Linked DNA regions of Homo sapiens: regions 2, 3 and 4 are each linked to region 1. Evidence: chromatin loops called from intact Hi-C (ENCODE). Cell type or tissue: mammary epithelial cell. All regions are shown on one strand. Links, peaks and the distances in the headings refer to the core of each region. The heading gives the core; the rest is flanking DNA. Region 1 overlaps OPN5 (opsin 5). Region 2 has its middle 370 kb from the start of PTCHD4. Region 3 has its middle 39 kb from the start of MMUT. Region 4 overlaps PTCHD4 (patched domain containing 4).

The links. Peaks named below come from ENCODE experiments on the same cell type or tissue, not always from the same donor. Only the 100,000 strongest peaks of a DNase experiment are listed, where the experiment ranks them.
Region 2: a loop joins it to region 1, with 22 times the contacts of the local background. A loop is called at or near these places in 8 of 110 quality-filtered maps.
Region 3: it touches region 1 in a loop (15-fold over the local background); 52 of 110 quality-filtered maps call a loop at or near these places.
Region 4: it touches region 1 in a loop (8-fold over the local background); 7 of 110 quality-filtered maps call a loop at or near these places.

What each region holds. Positions count from the first base shown.
Region 1 is chr6:47,785,862-47,790,227 of GRCh38, forward strand. It overlaps OPN5 (opsin 5), which reads left to right. Exons shown (of 7, transcript NM_181744.4): 2 at 654-773. Among named protein-coding and RNA genes, the nearest start is that of OPN5, 6.0 kb to the left of the region's middle. In mammary epithelial cell, for the core only: a CTCF peak has its summit at 2,366 (motif pointing right); a DNase peak (open chromatin) is centred at 2,530; H3K27ac peaks cover 1,587 bases.
Region 2 is chr6:48,474,188-48,478,553 of GRCh38, forward strand. No RefSeq gene overlaps it. Among named protein-coding and RNA genes, the nearest start is that of PTCHD4, 370 kb to the left of the region's middle. In mammary epithelial cell, for the core only: a CTCF peak has its summit at 2,264 (motif pointing left); a DNase peak (open chromatin) is centred at 1,264.
Region 3 is chr6:49,421,939-49,426,304 of GRCh38, forward strand. No RefSeq gene overlaps it. Among named protein-coding and RNA genes, the nearest start is that of MMUT, 39 kb to the right of the region's middle. In mammary epithelial cell, for the core only: a CTCF peak has its summit at 2,060; no DNase peak of the experiment used is centred there.
Region 4 is chr6:48,076,365-48,080,730 of GRCh38, forward strand. The region is part of intron 1 of PTCHD4 (patched domain containing 4); the gene reads right to left. Among named protein-coding and RNA genes, the nearest start is that of PTCHD4, 33 kb to the right of the region's middle. In mammary epithelial cell, for the core only: no CTCF peak of the experiment used is centred there; a DNase peak (open chromatin) is centred at 1,917.

The DNA.
Region 1 (4,366 bases), core at 1,158-3,657:
CCCAGGTTCTCGATTGTCACCCACTTACCCTTGATATCTAGTCCAGTAGCAGCTGAAGGCTGTCCTATCTGCCAGACACTCAGTGTCCATGTCTCCCAAAGAGGCGGAAGTCCTGGGGCGTCTCTGGGAGATGTCCATTTTCTTGAAGGGAGTTATGCCAGTCATACCTGGCCTCTGCCTCTCCTGAACACTGGTGCTCCCTTAGGAGTTGACAGTGATACTGAAGGCACCTTCTTTGGTTGGCTTCATCTTCAGAATTTATCAAGAGCTAAGGGTTTAACCCTACTGATCAGAGGGAGGGAGTTCTATAAAGCCAATAATCTATAAAAATGGCTGAGGAAAGTACTCCACTCTGGGGGCCAGGACAAGAACTGACCATTGGGATTCCCACACTTTCCTGAGCCTCGCGGGGAAGTTAGCGATGCCTTTTTCTGGGTAAGTTCAGTCTTATAATCCCTGACTCCTGCCCCATTGGCCTGTCACTCACAACTCATGCTTTTTATTTCATCTTCTTAATTTAGATTTTTTTATTTAGAGTCCTCTCACTACCCTCTAAATCTATGGTGTCCATTTTTGAAGTTGAGAAGTGTTTCATATCTGAGTGAACTCGAAATCTTAGTTTTAACGATTGGAATTTTTATTTTTCCTTGTAGGGATTCTGTCCACATTTGGAAATGGATATGTCCTTTACATGTCTTCTAGACGAAAGAAGAAGCTGAGACCCGCTGAAATAATGACTATCAATTTAGCAGTCTGTGATCTGGGGATTTCAGGTAACACAACCATGCTGTGTTTTCTTTGTGGGTTTAAACTACTCCCCATTCTAAAGTACTCACTGTCTCAAACGTCACCCCCTGACATCTCTTCCCTTCACATCTCCTTCCACTCTTCGCTTCACAAATCAACTTTCAGAGTTTTGTGGTAAGTCAATGGGGTGCTGTCCGGCTGACAAGATTATTCATTTAATATTTATTGAGTCTTTTCTGTGTGTCAGGCATGTTAGATGCTGAAGGCACAATTTGAAATAATATGTGATACCTCAGATGTCTCAAAGTGTAGTGGGCTAAATGATTCAGAAATCAGAAATCAGGAGGCAAATCCCAGGTCAGTATTTTAAGCTTCTTTACACCTCTTCAACCCTTATGGAAGTCTGATTAAAATAAACATCAACAAAGGAATCTTGAAGGGTAAATGACAGTTGAAGACAGTTGAAGGCAGTTGAGAGGTGAATGTAGGAAGAGGAAAGAGGTGCCCTGCTGATGATATATGTAATCATGACTTAGTGACATATCACAAGCATAGGAAGCTTCTGGTTCAGTGGTCCTCAAATGCAACTCACAAAATATCATCTGGGGAAGTTCTGAATTAAGTCGTTGAGAGTGTTACCTGGGCATCAGGATATTTAAAATGAGAATCTACAGGTATGTTAATGTGTGGCCAAAATTGAGAACCACTGGCTTCTTTTTCACTTCTCTAATAACATGGCAAGGAGTTGGAAAAAAATTTCTCCTTCACTATAATTCAATTTAAAAAATATGAACCATTTTAAGTAAATCATTCTTCACTTTCTTCTATACAACTTCAGAGTTGCTTAGATGGACTCTAATCTGTCTTTGAATCCCAACATCTGCTATTTAGCTTATGGTTTTAGGTCATTAGAGTAGGGTAATTTGTTTGAACAGTACACAGCAGCTCCTCTTACCATTAGAAACTTGTTAGTAGTTTCCCGTCAAAAGCCTCCTTTAAAAAATATTTCGTGTCTGGGCACAGTGGCTTGCACCTGTAATCCCAAAGCTTTGGGAGGCTGAGATGGGTATAAAGTTTGAGGCCAGGAGTTCAAGATCAGCCTGGGCAATGTAGTGGGACTTCATCTCTACAAAACAAATTTATCCTTGAAGTCTGGGTATTGGGTAAAACTAAACAAAACAAATAAAAAATAGCTGGGCACTTGATCAAGTTCAGGAGTTCAAGGTTGCAGTGAGCTATGGTACTACCACTGCACTCCAGCCTGGGTGAAAAAGTGAGACCTTAATTAAAAAAAAAGAGTTTTCCGATATTTGTTTCTCTCTTCGCAAGTGGATTTTTCTGCCGATCTCTAAAAACAAGGCTCAATAATAATCCTCCGCATTCTGAGTCACTCTTTAGCACACAGCAGATGTGTGCTTACTCAGAGTTTGGATGGTCTTGGTTATCTGGGAAGGCTTTATTCAGTATGGACCTGCATAAACATTATGAACGCTTATGGTGAATGCACACGCACATTAAGAAGAGCAAGACATGCCTGGTTTTGTGAAAATAAACAGGACGAACCCCAGGGGATTTGTGAGGCTGCAAAATGGCTGCCATTTTTACCTGTTGCCACGCGATGGCGCTGTCGCAACAGGAACGGTAGCTTTCCTGGCCAGCTCGCCTCGCGGGCCCCTAAGGTGCTCTACCTGGTATTGAGCGTAACATGCCTGAATGAAACATGTCATTCCAGCTACATCCTTCATCGGTGAATAATAGCAGGCTCATTGCTGAACTAGACTAGGCTTGAATAAAAATGTCCTTAATTGGCCTGGTGCGTTGAAATATGCTCTCAGCCAAGCAAGTCGGCTCTAGAATGGTGCAAACCACCTCATTACTCTGCTTACGTCTTCAGAGTAATTCACCAGAAACCACTTTCTTTCATACAACAGGTTTCACTAACCCAGATCATTTTTTTCAACTTTGGAACATCTATAATGCATTTTCCCTTCCAATAAACGTTAAAACTTTGCCTGCTTTATTTTTTTCTGGCTCAGCTATATTCCATTATAAGCACCTCCTGGAGGCCAGATGTATGGCATTTATGCAACTAATACTTGTTGACTAAATATCAAGGGCTCCCAGTCGTGTGTATTATATACACGTGTTATATTAGGATAACCTCTTAGGATAAAGTCGTGTTATATTAGGATAACCTGGGGGGGGGCGGTGGTGGTGTTAAAAATATGTATAATGCCTGAACTCACTCCAGATAAATAACAATATTGGGAGGTTTGTGGGGAGGGATGGAACCCTGGATGTTGATATTTCAAAGCAAAGCAAAACAATCCGTCCAGCGATTCTAAAGTGCAGCCGGGTTCTGGAAACATTCTACTAAGTGGAAGAGAGACATTCTAGATGACACCCCAAAGTTTAATCCAAAGCTCTACTGAAGAAGGAAGCCTGAAATCGCTTTTGCTAATCAGGATCCCAGGCACAACAGATGTAATCTTACTCCATTCTGTCACTTTCACTTGTCTTTTTGCTGCCTTTAGCACCCACCTGGCTGACACCCACCTCAAGCCTTTTAGTTTGCTGTTTCCTCTGCCTCTAATCCATTCCCTCCAGAAGTTTATTTGACTTCTTTCCCACTGATTTAGGTATCTACCTAAATGTCACATCTCAGAGAAGTCTTCCTTAATGTCTTTATGTAAAACAACAGTTTCCATCTACCTGCTTTCTCTGCTTTATTTTCCTTCATTGTACTAATCACTACCTATCTTTCTGTCATACCACATCTTATATTACAAATTTAGGTGTTTTTTTTTTTTGTCTGCTTTACCTGTTAGAAAATAAACTTGTCAGTCTTGATCTCCACTTTGTCCTCTAGCACCTTGCTCTGTGTTTCTTACATACCAGGCATTGAAAAATTTGTTGTTGAATGGAAAAAAACCCCACAAACCTAAATAGTTATTTTACACTCCATTTCCTTGTGGACTCATTGGAATTAGGAGGCTGTCATATGAGGGCACCTAGTCTAGCAAGCTGAAAGATGGCACTAACCATCTAGACAACTAGAGGAGACGTGTGTCTAGATTGCAGAAGGCATTCAGTGAATATGTGTTGATTCACCGAACTAACAGGAACTCCTGAATACTTTTGTAAACCATAGAGGAACACACCTGGGAGAGCTGGGAGCTAGCACCTGCAGGCTGTGAATGTCAGTTACTTAGCTTTCCTAAAACATTAAGGTTAGGGAACCTTCTTTTGTGATATAGATCAGTTAGAGGTTTGAAGAGCTTCCTCAGTAATTTTTTTTTTTTTTTGTGGGGGGTGTGGTGAGGACTGAATAGGGAGGGCTACAGGTTATGAGGTAAAAGTAGAAGAATGCTTTCTAGAAAGTGAAAAAAAAAATTCTAATGGAGGGTCAAGGAATAAATAGTTTAAATCCCAGAAATCTGGATCTGGTTGTAAACAGCTTGGACCTCACATTTACTGAAATAGCTATACCGTATTTGAATAAGACATAACTTAACAGAAGAAGAAAAAAAGAAACAACTGAAACAGAAGGAAATGTGGAAATCTGGTTCTAACCTTAACAAAAAGGATTTTAAAATAAAATTCCTAAACAATTTTTTTA
Region 2 (4,366 bases), core at 920-3,419, 690 kb after region 1:
CTTCATGAATATGTTCAAATTTGGCAACACAGGAAAAGCAGCAGATTGTTTATTAAGTCATTTGTTACAATAAATGAATCACTTTTTTCCAAATATTGAAATATTACCCCAGGCGAAACTTCGTAAACTACAACAAAGTGATTGAGAATAGCTGTGATACATCTGGAAAGTGTTTCATTAAAATAAGGCATGCACACAGAGAGAGAGAGAGAGAGAGAGAGAGAAGTAGAAAGAGAGAGAGAGAGAGAATTACCATGTGACAAATAGGACAATCTCAGGGAACATCAGAAAAAGAAAAACTTCTGGGGGTTTCCACCTAGGCTCACTTAAGTAAATTTTTGCTGCCTCTCTTTTGGACATGCAAAGTGGGAAGGAGAGGAGGAGGTAGAGGAAGATGATCCAATAGAAGCCTCCATTAATTGTCCTCCCTATAGAAACACCACATTTATATCTACACAAAAAATACATTCATAAGAATCACATATCAGGTAAGCGATAACAGTGCCTGATTTTAACTTCATATCACTGAAAGAGGCACTAAAGGGAGTAGGAAAGAGCCTTGAACTTCCAACACCACTCCTCCCTCACCCAGCTCCCCTGCACCTGACAGTGGCCAGGTGGCACAGAGAAAGAATCTGTACACTCCGGGGAGGAAGAATGCAGTAACTGTGGGACTTTACACTGGAACTCAGTGCTGCCAAAACTGAGGAGAACTCAGACAACATGTGTGCAGGGACTATTTAGACTAATCCCAGCCAGAGGGCAATTGCCCATCCTAGCAGTCAGGCAGAACCTGAGTGTTGTCAAGTCTTGCTACTGTGGGCTAAAGTGCTCTGGGGTGCTACATAAACTTGAAAGGCAGTCTAAGCAGCAAGGATTATAACTCCTAGGCAAGTCCTAGTGCTGTTCTGGGCACAGAACCAGTGGACTTGAGGGGCCGCCAACTTAGTGAGACACCAGCTGGGGTGGCTAAAGGAGTACTTGCATCATTTTTCCCCAATCTCAGGAAGCACAATTCACAACTCCAAAGCAGACCCCTTCTTTCCACTTGAGGCAGGAGAGGAAACAGTAAAATGACTCTGCTTTGAAACTTGGATACCAACTCAACAGCAGAAGGATAGGGTACAGGGCAGAGTCATGAGGCCTTTATTCCAGTCTCTAGGGTCTGGAAAATATATCTAGACACACCTTGTCCAGAAGGGAACCTACTGCCCTGAAGGGAAGGACCAAGTCCCAGCAGGATTCCCCACCTGATGACTAAGGAGCCCTTGGGCTCTGAATAATTAGCAGCAGTGACTAGGTAGTACATGCCATGTGCCTTGGATGAAATTCTGAGATGTGCTGGATTCAGGTGTGACCTAGCACATTCACAGCTGTGGTGGCTATGGGAAGAGACTCCTTTTTCTTGTAAAAAGGTGAAGGAAATTAAAGGGGACTTTGTCTTGCAGCTTAGGTACCAGCTTGGCCAAAGTGGAGAAGAGCACCGAGAAGTTACTTGGGGACACTGATTCTAGGCCTTGGTTCTTGAATGGCATTTCTGTGCTTACCCTGAACTGTAGGGGAGTCCATTGCCCTGATGAGTGAGTCCTAGGTGTGGCAGCATTCACCAAAAACTAACTGACGAGCCCTTGGGGCTTAAGTGAACATCAGTGGTAGCCTGGCTGTACTCACCAGGGGCCTGTGGTGGTATGAATATGGAGAGAGACTCCTCTGCTTGGAGAAAAGGGAGAGAAGAGTGGGAAGAAGTGCATCTTGTGGTTTTGGTGCCAGCATAGCTGCAGGCGAATAAAGAACCAGGTAAATATCTAAGGTTTCTCACCCTAGGCCCTAGCTCCTAGACAGGATCTCTGGACCCACCTGGGTGTGGGGGAGCTCACTGCCCTAAAAGAAAAGACACAAGCCAGGCTGGCACTGCCACTTTATGATTGTAGAGTCCTAGAGCCTTCAATGAAGATAGGTGGTATCTAGGTAGTGGTTACACTGTGCCTTGGGCAAGACCCAGTGCTGTGCAAGCTTTAGGTCAGACCTAGTGCAGTCCCAGTAGTGGTGGACACAGGGGTGGTTCTGTCACCCCTCTCCCAGCCCCAGACAGCTCAGCACAGAGAAAGAAAGAGAGATTTCATTTTTTGGGGAGAAAGTAAGGGAAGACAACAAGTGTCTCTACCTGGTAATCCAGATAATTCTTCTGGAACTTAACAAAGACCATAAAGGCCATACCTCTGTGATGCTGCAGGAACTCCAGTGTTACTGGGGTTGGAGTGCCCCCTAATGCAGATATAGCTGCAGTGACTAAAACCTTAGCTCTCAACACCCAAGTGCCTTTGAATACCTGAAAAACTATCCCAACAAGAATGGGTAAAGACAAGCCCAGTCTATGAGAAGTACAATAAATACCTAACTTTTAAATGACTAGACACTGACAAACATACACAAACATCATGAACATGCAGGAAAACATGACCTTACCACATGAACTAAATAAGTCACTGGGAACAAATCCTGGAAAGACAGAGCTAGGTGACCTGTTAGAGAATGCAAAACGGCTGCTTTAGAAAACTCAAAGAAATTCAAGATACCACAGAGAAGGAATGAACAACTCCATCAAAAAAATTTAACAAAGACAGGGAAATATTTTACAAGAATCCAGAAAAAATTATGGAGTTGAAAAATGCAATTGACATAATTAAGAATGCATCAGGATCTCTTAATAGCAGCAGTAATCAAGCAGAAAAAGAATTAGTGAGCTTGAAGACAGGCAATTTGAAAATACTCAAGGGAGGCAAAAGAAAAAAGAATAAAAAAGAACAAAGTGTGCCTACCAGATCTAGAAAATAGCCCTAAAAAAGTTATTATCTAGCCTCAAAAGAGTTAATGGCCTTAAAGAGGAGGTAGAGATTAAGATGGCAGAGAAAGTCTATTCAAATGAATAATAGCAGACAACTTCCCAGACCTAGAGAAAGATATCAATATCCAAGAACAAGCAGGTTATAGAACACCAAGACGATTTAACCCACAGAAGCCTACCTCAAGCTATTTAATATTTAAACTCCCAAAGTTCAAGGGGAAAAAAAGAAGCCTAAAAGCAGCAAGAGAAAAGAAACAAATAGCATGCAATGGAGCTCCATTACATCTGACAGGAGACACCTTACCGGCCAGTGGAGAGTGGCATGTCACATTTAAAGTGCTGAAGGAATAAAATTTTTACCCTAAAATAGTACATCTGGTGAAAATATCCTTCAACCATGAAGAAGAAATGAAGACTTTCTCAGACAAAGGAAAGCTGAGGGTTTTTATCAACACCAGACCTGTCCCATAAGGAATGCTGAAGGCAATATTTTAATCAGAAAGAAAAGAATGTAAGTGAACAATAAGAAATCGTCTGAAGGTACCAAACTCACTGGTAATAGTATGTGCACAGAATATCACAGAATATAATACTGTAATTGTGGTGCGTAAACTCATATCTTAAGTACAAAGATGAAATAAAGAATTGATCAAAAATAATAGCTACAAGAACTTTTCAAGAAAGGAACTACAGCAAGATATAAACAGAAAGAGCAAAGAATTAAAAAATAGGGAGACGAAGTTGAAGTGTAGAGTTTTATTAGTTTTCTCTTGCTTGTCTGTTGTTTTATTTGTTTGGTTATGTAATCAGTGTTAAGTTGCCATCAGTTTAAAATAATGGGTTATCAGATAGTATTTGCAAACCTCCTAGTAACCTCTAATCTAAAAACATACAATGGATACAAAAAAAAAAAAGCAAGAAATTGAAACATACTACCAGAGAAAATCATCTTCACTAGAAGGAAGACAGGAAGAAGGAAAAGAAAAAAAGACGACTACAAGTATCTAGGAAACAAATAATAGAATGGTAGGAGTAAGTCCTTTCTTATCAATAATAACATTGAATATAAATTGACTAAATTCTCTAATGAAAATGTACATTGACTGAATGAATTAAAAATTATACCAAACAATCTGTTGCCTACAAGAAACATACTTCCCTTATGAAGACCCAGATAGCCTGAATATAAAGGGGAAGGACAAGATACTTCATGCCAATGGAAACCAAAAAAAGAGCAGTAGCTATACTTGTATAAGACAAAATAGATTTCAGACAAAAACAACAAAAAGAGACAAAGAAGGCCATTATGTAATGATAAAGGGGTCAAATCAGCAAGACGATTTAACAATTATAAATATATTTGCACCTACCACTGGAGCTCCCAGATATAAAAAGCAAAAGTTATTAGAGCTAAAGAGAGAGTTAGACAAAAGGAATTTTGGAAACCACACAAACAAATGGAAATAAAACAAAATGCTCCTGAATGACCAGTGGGGTCAATGAAGAAAGTAAGAAGAAAAT
Region 3 (4,366 bases), core at 689-3,188, 1.6 Mb after region 1:
TGAGTAAGGGTTTTACAAAATGGATTGAAAGTAAGGGGCCTATTGTGAGCTAACTTATGCTTTTAATAAGCAATCCTAAAGGATTTCAAAGCAGATCAACCATATGCTGTGACTTAGGAATTATCTCTCTAATCACAGAGGCCTTGGCCAATCCTAGGCAAAAAAGAAATGCAACTTGAAGTTAGTAAGCTAATTCAGTTTTTTAAAAAAGATATCACAGTAACATGTTAATAAATGATAAAATTCATACCCTATATTTTCAATCTTATCTCCTTTTATGAATTTCATGCTCTGTCCATTTAATCCCTGTCATTATTTAGGCTCCATATATTGTCTGTTTTTGAAGGTTTTATTTCTCTCACAGAAGAAAATTAGGAACCTGTTTTATCTTCTCCTCAAGGAAAAGAATCACGTGGTAAGCAAAGTTTTGTTTTCAAAGGTTGGATGTGAGACTGTTACAAAGTATAATAATAATTACTATAGCAAACATTTATTGTGGTTTTTACCACATGGTGCACAGTTCCAAAAAGTTACATGCATTGTCTCATTTAATTCTTGTAACAAACATTTGAGCTCTATTATTATCCCTTTTTTAAGACAAAAAACTGCAGCACAAAATATGCAGGACTACAACAGTGCATGTCGACAAAGTAAATGGCTGTCTCTGGAGTTGGACAGTGTATGACCCATGCACAATTAGCAATGGCCCTTGCAGTCAATGTTTTTAGAATTAAATTTAAATGTTCTGGCCCGGCACAGTGGCTTAAGCCTACAGTCCCAGCACTTTGGGAGGCTGAGAGGGATGGATCACTTAAGCTCAGGAGTTCAAGACCAGCCTGGCCAACATGGTGAAACACTGTCTCTACTAAAAATGCAAAAATTTGCCAGGCCTGGTGGTGTGTGCGTGAAATTCCAGCTACTCGGGAAGCTGAGGCACAAGAACTGCTTGAACCCAGGAAGCAGAGGTTGTAGTGAGCTCAGATCATACCATTGCACTCCAGCCTAGCTGACAGAGCAAGACACCATCTCAAAAAAAAAAAATTAAATGTTCAACTTAATATTAAGCTTTCTCAGTGTATTTGCAATTTTTTCAAATAATATTTTTATAGGCATAGGTACCCTAAACCAATGAGAATATGTTACAGGCAAAGAGGGCCATCTGCCTACTGTCCTTCAATTCTTGATGTCTAGATAACCATCTTATTCTGTCTGACAAAAAATTGCCACTAATATTGCTCTGATGACCATATGGTCTGATGAGAATGACAAAACTAAAATAAAGGCAATAGGACAGAATGCTTAAAGTCAAGTCAAGATGGTTCAGAAAACCTGAGAATGTCATCAGTGTGGCTCTACTTTTCTACCCCCTTAAGCAAGCTCAGGGCTCAGCTTTCCATTCACAGAAGGAATTGAACAGCAAAAATGTCTCTTTACTAAAGAGACATATAGCATTTACTGGGCATGTGTAGCTCTGCAAAATCACAGGAAAATCTTTGTTTTTATTTTCTAAAAGTAATAGCATATTAAAATTTGGCAAATGATAGTCAACCAATAAAAGTATATGGTATCATGAATTCATAGCATTTGTCTGAATTAATATTTTGCCTATGGTTTCAGAATCAAAGGGTATTGGAATAATCCTGCCAGAAGTTATTAAATTCTGCCTTTCCCTGTTTTTCAGGACTTCAGGGGAATTATGGTAAATAGTAAGAAGAGGTCAGTATAACAATAAGAGGTTTGAATGTAAATGGAGGAAACAGTTCATGGAGAACTAGTAACTTAAAAAGGAGTCTGTGTGAGTTAGGGATGGATTCACAGAATATAATTCAGTATTAATCTCATATTATTCTAGTATGACATGTAGCACAGTTCATAAACAATTATCAACATTTAATTTTATTGACCACAGATCAGAATTACAAAGGGTGACCTTAGGAGCATCTAAGTAAATTATTAAACAGACATGATTTTTCTCAGAGTGTTTATAGCACCTAAGGGTTTCTTGGATGGGCATCATTTCAAATACAGTGTCAGGAAAATAGAATAATCCTGAACTTAGGGAGACACCTACAGGTACAGTAGGAAAAAAAATAATAAAACGAGGATCTGAGAACCAGAAAACAATAGCATTGTGTTTAATTAGGAAAACCAAAATAGTTCTTCCTTGAAAACATTTTTGAATGCTTAGAGCATTTTTCATAATGATAAGCACAACATATACAAGGATATCTTAACAGCAAATATATGGTTTTTCAATTTTATCTCTCAACTTTAGGCTACTTCTACAATCAAACTTTGTCTAATGGCCTAAAAGACGACCCACAGTTCTTTGAAAGTGAGTTAGGATTTACTTATTGGTAGAAATAACATTAGTTGTCATCATTGTCATTATCATTATCATCATCTTCATTATCATTTTTACTGAGTGTCTACCAAGCAGCAATAAGTATATTTAGATATTAATCACTTTGGCAAGTTTTTTCTTCAGTTAAAATAAAAATATTTCTGGTAGAATAAATATATTTTGCATTAATAGACATTTTCACCATAACATATATGGTTTTATTAGATTCATTTTTAAGAATAGGTTTTTGACTAGTATGAAGTGCAGAGGAGTTTAAGGATGAGAATGGAGGGTGGCAGTGACATGTGGCATAATTTTGTTAGCAAATAGACAGACCTAGAGCTTTTTAAAAGCTTCTCCCCTCACCACCCACCCCCCATTATATGAATTCCCATTCTGTGAGATGAAAATCAAAGGAAGGAGTAATCATCCAAATTTTTTTATTGTTTTCTGTTACTTTAATTTAAATCTCCAGTTCCACGCAGGTTTTGCTCAGAAAGGACACCTCTCCAAAGCTCTGCTTCACTTCCTGTACTTAAAATATTTATACAATAGTTAAATTTTCATTACGTTACAGGAAGAGAATTTTCATGTCTTCAGTGCCCCCTAAACACATCATTCTGGTGCTCTTCTGGTGCCGGAAAAGCTCAGAGAGCTCTAGTATGGACACAAATTATCACTGAGAAAAAAATTCCCATCATTTTACCTTTTCCTGATTTTGACATTATACCAGTGTATTCAGTCATGAAATCACTGCACATCAAAAGAGGTCCACAGAAAACAACCAAAATGGGTGAGGGGATATAGCAGATTCCACACAGCAATACCTAAGGATCTAGAGACTTTTTTAAAAAAGATAAAATCTAGTTTCTGTCAAGCCAATCTTCCAAAATAAAATCATATCCTCTCCATTTCTGACGTCTCTCATCAGCACCTAAGCAGATAAGCTTAGATACTTTGAATTCTCTATTATATCACTATAACAGCCTTTTAATTCTTTTCTCCGTCATTGCCCACATAAAAAGCCATATTCTATCTGCTGTGCTGAAACAATCAGATTATTTCTCTGGTTAAAACTCTTATATGGCTCTCTATAATCTTCAGGATAACAATCCAAATTTCTTAACAGCATAAGCCTCTAAATAATCTGTTCTCCGCCTACTGCTTGGTTTCACACCTTAACATTCATTATTTCTATAAAATAATAATAATAGGAACACTAATACAATAATAACAATATAATAACTAATATTTACAAAGCCTGTATTATGTGCCAACCACTGTCCTAAATATATTGTTTTTATTTTGATAAAATATTTATATAACATACAATTAATCATATTAACCATATTTCAGTGTAGAGTTCTGTGGACTTAAGTGCATTCCCATTGACCTGCAACCATCACTGACATCCATCTCCAGAACTCTTTTTCTCTTGCAAAACTGAAACTCGGTAGCCACTAAAGAATAACTTCCCCTTTTCCCCTCCCCTCCCAGCTCCAGGGGACCACCATTCTACTTTTTTCTCTGTGAATTTGGCAACTATAGAAACCTCATACAATTGGAATCATACAGTACTTGTTTTTTTTTTTTTTTTTTTTTTAAACTGGCTCATTTCGTTTAGCAAAATGTCTTCAGGGACGCATGAGCATATTGTAGCATGTGTCAAATTTTCTTCCTTGTTAAGGCTGAATAATATTCATTGTAAGTATATACCACATTTTATCATGGACACTTGGGTTGTTTCTACCTTTTGGTTATTATGAGTAATGCTGCTATGTGCTATGAACATTTGTGTCTTTGTTAACAAATTACCATCAACTGCATGGCTTAAACAACAGGCATTTATTTCTGTTATTCCAGAACAGGCAGTTCTGGAGGCTGGGAAGTAGAAGATCGAGATGCTAACCAGTTCAGCTCCTGGTAAGGATTCTCTTGAAGATGGCTGCCTTTGTACTGTATCTTCACCTGACCAGGAAAACTCTGGTCTCTTCTTACAAGGGCACTAATTCCATCATGAGG
Region 4 (4,366 bases), core at 740-3,239, 290 kb after region 1:
ATATTTTGCCCTTCTGTCATAAATCATAAATGTTCTAATGGCATCCAGAATGGTGAATTCTTTTCAGAAGGTTTTCAGTTTACTTTGCCCAGATTCATCAGAGGAATCAGTATCTATGGCAGCTAAGGGCCTTACAAAATTTATTTCTTAAATAATAAGACTTGAGGGTTGAAATTACTTCTTGATTCCTGGACTGAAGAATGGATGATGTATTAGCAGGCATGAAAACAATGACCATCTTCTTGTATGACTCCATCAGAGCTGGTGGGTAACCAGGTGCATTTTCAATGTGATAAAAGAAAAACTTACTCCAAATTAAATGTAAAGGAGTTTAATTGAGCAATTAATGATTCATGAATTAGGCTGCCCTCAGAATCACGGCAGATTCACAGATATTCCAGGGATGCCTTGTGCTCGGAATGAATTTATGGAGAAAAAAGGTAAAGTTATGTACAGAAACAGCAAGATTTGCTACAGCTCTGCGTTAGCCTTATTTGAGTGCAGTTTTAACACTCAGCAGTCTATGAGTGGTTGAAGTATGGCTGCTGGGATTGCCCAACGCTCAGCTATTGTTATGGGCGCATACTATTAAGTTAGGTTTTCAATTTTGTCTGACTATTAAGCTAGGTTACAGTTCATCCACAAGGACTCAAATATAGAAGTATGTAGCCCTACTCAGGCCATATTTAGTCTGCTTTAACAAGTGAGCAGTAATATTTTGAAAGGACTCTTTTTCTAAGTGATAGGTCTCAACAGCTGACTTAAAATATTCAGTAAAGTGTACTGTAAACAGATGTGCTCTTATCCAGGCTTTGTTGTTTCATTTGTTTAGCACAGGTGGAATAGATTTAGCATAATTCTTAAGGGCCCTAGGATTTTGGGAATGATCAATGTGGCACCAGACATATCTGCTCCTTATAAGAGAGTCCGCCTGTCCTTTGAAGCAGGACATTGACTTCTCCTCTCTAGCTTACATGGCATCTTCTTCTAGTATAAAGCTGCTTTGTCTACATTGAAAAGTTGTTGTTTAGTGTATCCACTTGCATTCATTATCTTAGGTAGATCTTTGGATAACTTACTACAGCTTTTTTATTAGCACTTGCTGATTCACTTTGCATTTTTGTGGAGATGACTTCTTTCCTTCAACCTCATGAAACAACCTCTGCTAGCTTCAAGGTTTTTATCTGAAGCATCTTTACTTCTCTCAGCCTAGCTTCCAGACTGTCTCAACTTTTGACATGCCTTTCAAACTAAGCTTAATCATTTCTAGCTTTTGATTTAAAGTGAGAAATGTTCAACTCTTCCTTTCACATTCTTGAATACTTAGAGGCCATTTAGGGTTATTAATTGGCCTAATTTCAATATTGTTGTATCTCAGGGGAATAGGCAGACTTGATGAGAGAGAGAGAGATGAAGGAGCTGCTGGTTGGTGGAGCATTCAGAACACACACAGTAATTTAAGTTTGCAATCTTGTATGGGTGCAGTTTAAGGCACCCCAAAACAATTACAATAGTACCATCAAAGACCACTGATCACAGATCATCTTAACAGATATAATATTAATTTAAAAGTTTGAAATGTGATATCTAGACACAAAGTGAGCACATGCTGTTAAAAAAGTGACACCAATAAACTCGTTCAATGCAGGGTTCCTACAAATTGAAGGTTTGTAGGAGAAAAAAAACACAATATCTGCAAAGCACAATAAAGTGAAGTGCAATAATATGAAGTGTGCCTGTAATAGAATTTAACTAGGTGATGATTAAATTTTCTCCAGCTGTGATTTTATGATATTCTAGACTTTGATTTCCTGGGATTCCTTTGCTAGGTTTGCCACATCTTAAAAAAGAGCAGCCTCTGATTCCCTACTCAAGTCTCAGTCTGTCTTCCCTGGTGATTCATGTATTTGCACAATACCAAACAGAGAGCCATTGAAGATTGGGAGTGGCCCACCACTCAAGAACACAAGCTTTGGCATTGGTCTGGAAAAAGATGGAAACTGTAAAAATACTTGGAATATTGTGGCCACAGAGGAATAGCTGGACTGAAGATTAAATACTGCCTGCCAAATTATAGTATGGTGCAGAGTCTTATTGGATCAATGCACAAAGATGACATGCTGCTTTGTGCACATTCAATTTTTAGTCATTTAAATAAACATTTTCTAATTTGGGAAGAAGTACAACAAATTTTTAAAAGCATTTTTAGATTTATTCTCTTCTTAAATCCAATAGTAATATAAGTTGGTCAGTTTTAATCTATAACATAACTGAAGGATTTTCTACATTTTTTTCTTCCTTCCTTTTTTCATTTTCTTCTTCCTTTTTTACCTTTCTCTCAGCAGAAACTCTTTTTTTTCTGAAATGTTTTTAACAAGGCCTTCTTCAAAGTACTCTAAAAATGTATCTCTTTCTTCTGGAAGAACCAGAATATATTTCTCTCTTAATGTTTGTTATGAAATTGCATATTTTGGCCGGGCGCGGTGGCTCATGCCTGTAATGCCAGCACTTTGGGAGGCGGAGGCGGGCGGATCACGAGGTTAGGATATCGAGACCATCGTGGCTAACACGGTGAAACCCCGTCTCTACTAAAAAATACAAAAAATTAGCCGGGCGTGGTGCCGGGCGCCTGTAGTCCCAGCTACTGGGAGGCTGAGGCAGGAGAATGGCGTGAACCCGGGAGGCGGAGCTTGCAGTGAGTCGAGATCGCGCCACTGCACTCCAGCCTGGGCAACAGAGCGAAATTCCATCACAAAAAAAAAAAAAAAAAAGAAATTGCATATTTTCCCAAAAGTGTATGCTTACATTCAAATTGGGTTGTTGGTTACCAAACTGAGGTTTTGGTGATGTTACTGTACCCAGAGAGAAACCTGCTTATTAAGGATGAGTTTCTCATTAATTACCTTGCATAGTCGTAACCATGAAAATGAATCCCGTTCCCTGACAATTCTCCCATCAGAGTTTGACAAATTAAAGAATTTTATGAAGCCTTTTCTTGAGCAAAAGTGGGCATCACACTCACCATTAAAGAGGCATCTAATGGGAAACCAACTGGGATGTTGCCACTTAATGGGCTCTGTATTTATCATTACATTATCAAATATCAACATTCATATCACTGTAAAGAAAACAACAATAGAAGAGTACAGTATTCCCTACTTCTGGTAACAGCATCCCTGGCCAAGTAGGGCAGAGGAGAAAAAGGCAGTGAGAAGGGGACTTTGTAGGGAGGGTTTGGCACAGAGAGAGTGTTCTAATCTAGTAGGGCGGAGTGTTTGACCCCTGACATTGTTTAGAATGAAAATACCTTGTGACAATAAAAAGCAGACCAGTGTTTAGTCTATTTTATTATTTCTTTAAATTTCCTACAGCCAGTGCTATTATTGCCTATACCTGGGGTGGAGTGCTTCCACCTCTCCACCTCCATGGCAACCCTTCATATACCACTGCTCCTAGGAGCTGAAACTGTGATTTCTGAATAACTTCCCATTCAATATTATAGTATATTGGTGAAGAGATTTGGGTAGAATTTATAGCCAATTTGGGATTATTATAGGAAAGAACTAGTTGCTCTTATACAATTCAAAACCCTGCCCCTTATGATGATTTTTTTTTTTTTTTTTTTTTTTTTTTTTGCCCTTCAGACTGATGTAGAAATTGAGAGGAAAGAAATAGAAGAGCCTAACTGCTGGTGTAGCAGAATCAGCAGATGACTTTGTTTCAAATAGAGATTTCTTGCTGGAAAAAACAAATTTCCTCAGAAAATATAAGTGAAATGATGTTAGATAAAAAACTCAGACTATGTTTGACATTCAAAAATTTAGTCTTCAGCCTGTCAAACAAAGTGAAGAATTCTACTATGACCTTGGCAAATATTCAGCCTTTTAGCTAAAAAAAAGCAATGTAAACAAAATGAGTACATATCCAAGTTTTATATGACTGTTCACATGCCACATATACTGACACATCTCCAGAAAACATATAGACTGTCTGGGGATTTAGTTATCTTGTTGACATAGGCAAAATCAATAGGCATTTATAGAAACTGTGATGAAACGTCTTTCTGTGAGACCTCATCTTTGGCAAAGTGCCCCTTCTTTGCTGAGCAGCTGTAAAATTTAGTGTAGTCTTTATTCTATTGTATTGAGGTAATCCATGCCTACTTCCTACATAGACTGTAGGCTTCCTGGGGGGAATTCCTAATGCTCTCTAGAGTTGTACTCTAATTTCTAGCAAATGCCTGACACATAATCACATAATAGCTACTTAATTTATTCTAGAATAGCTTTCCCAGTGTCAGAGAAGTATGGATGAGAACTACGGAAGATAAAAGAAGTATAAATGTCACTAAGGATAAGACACAACA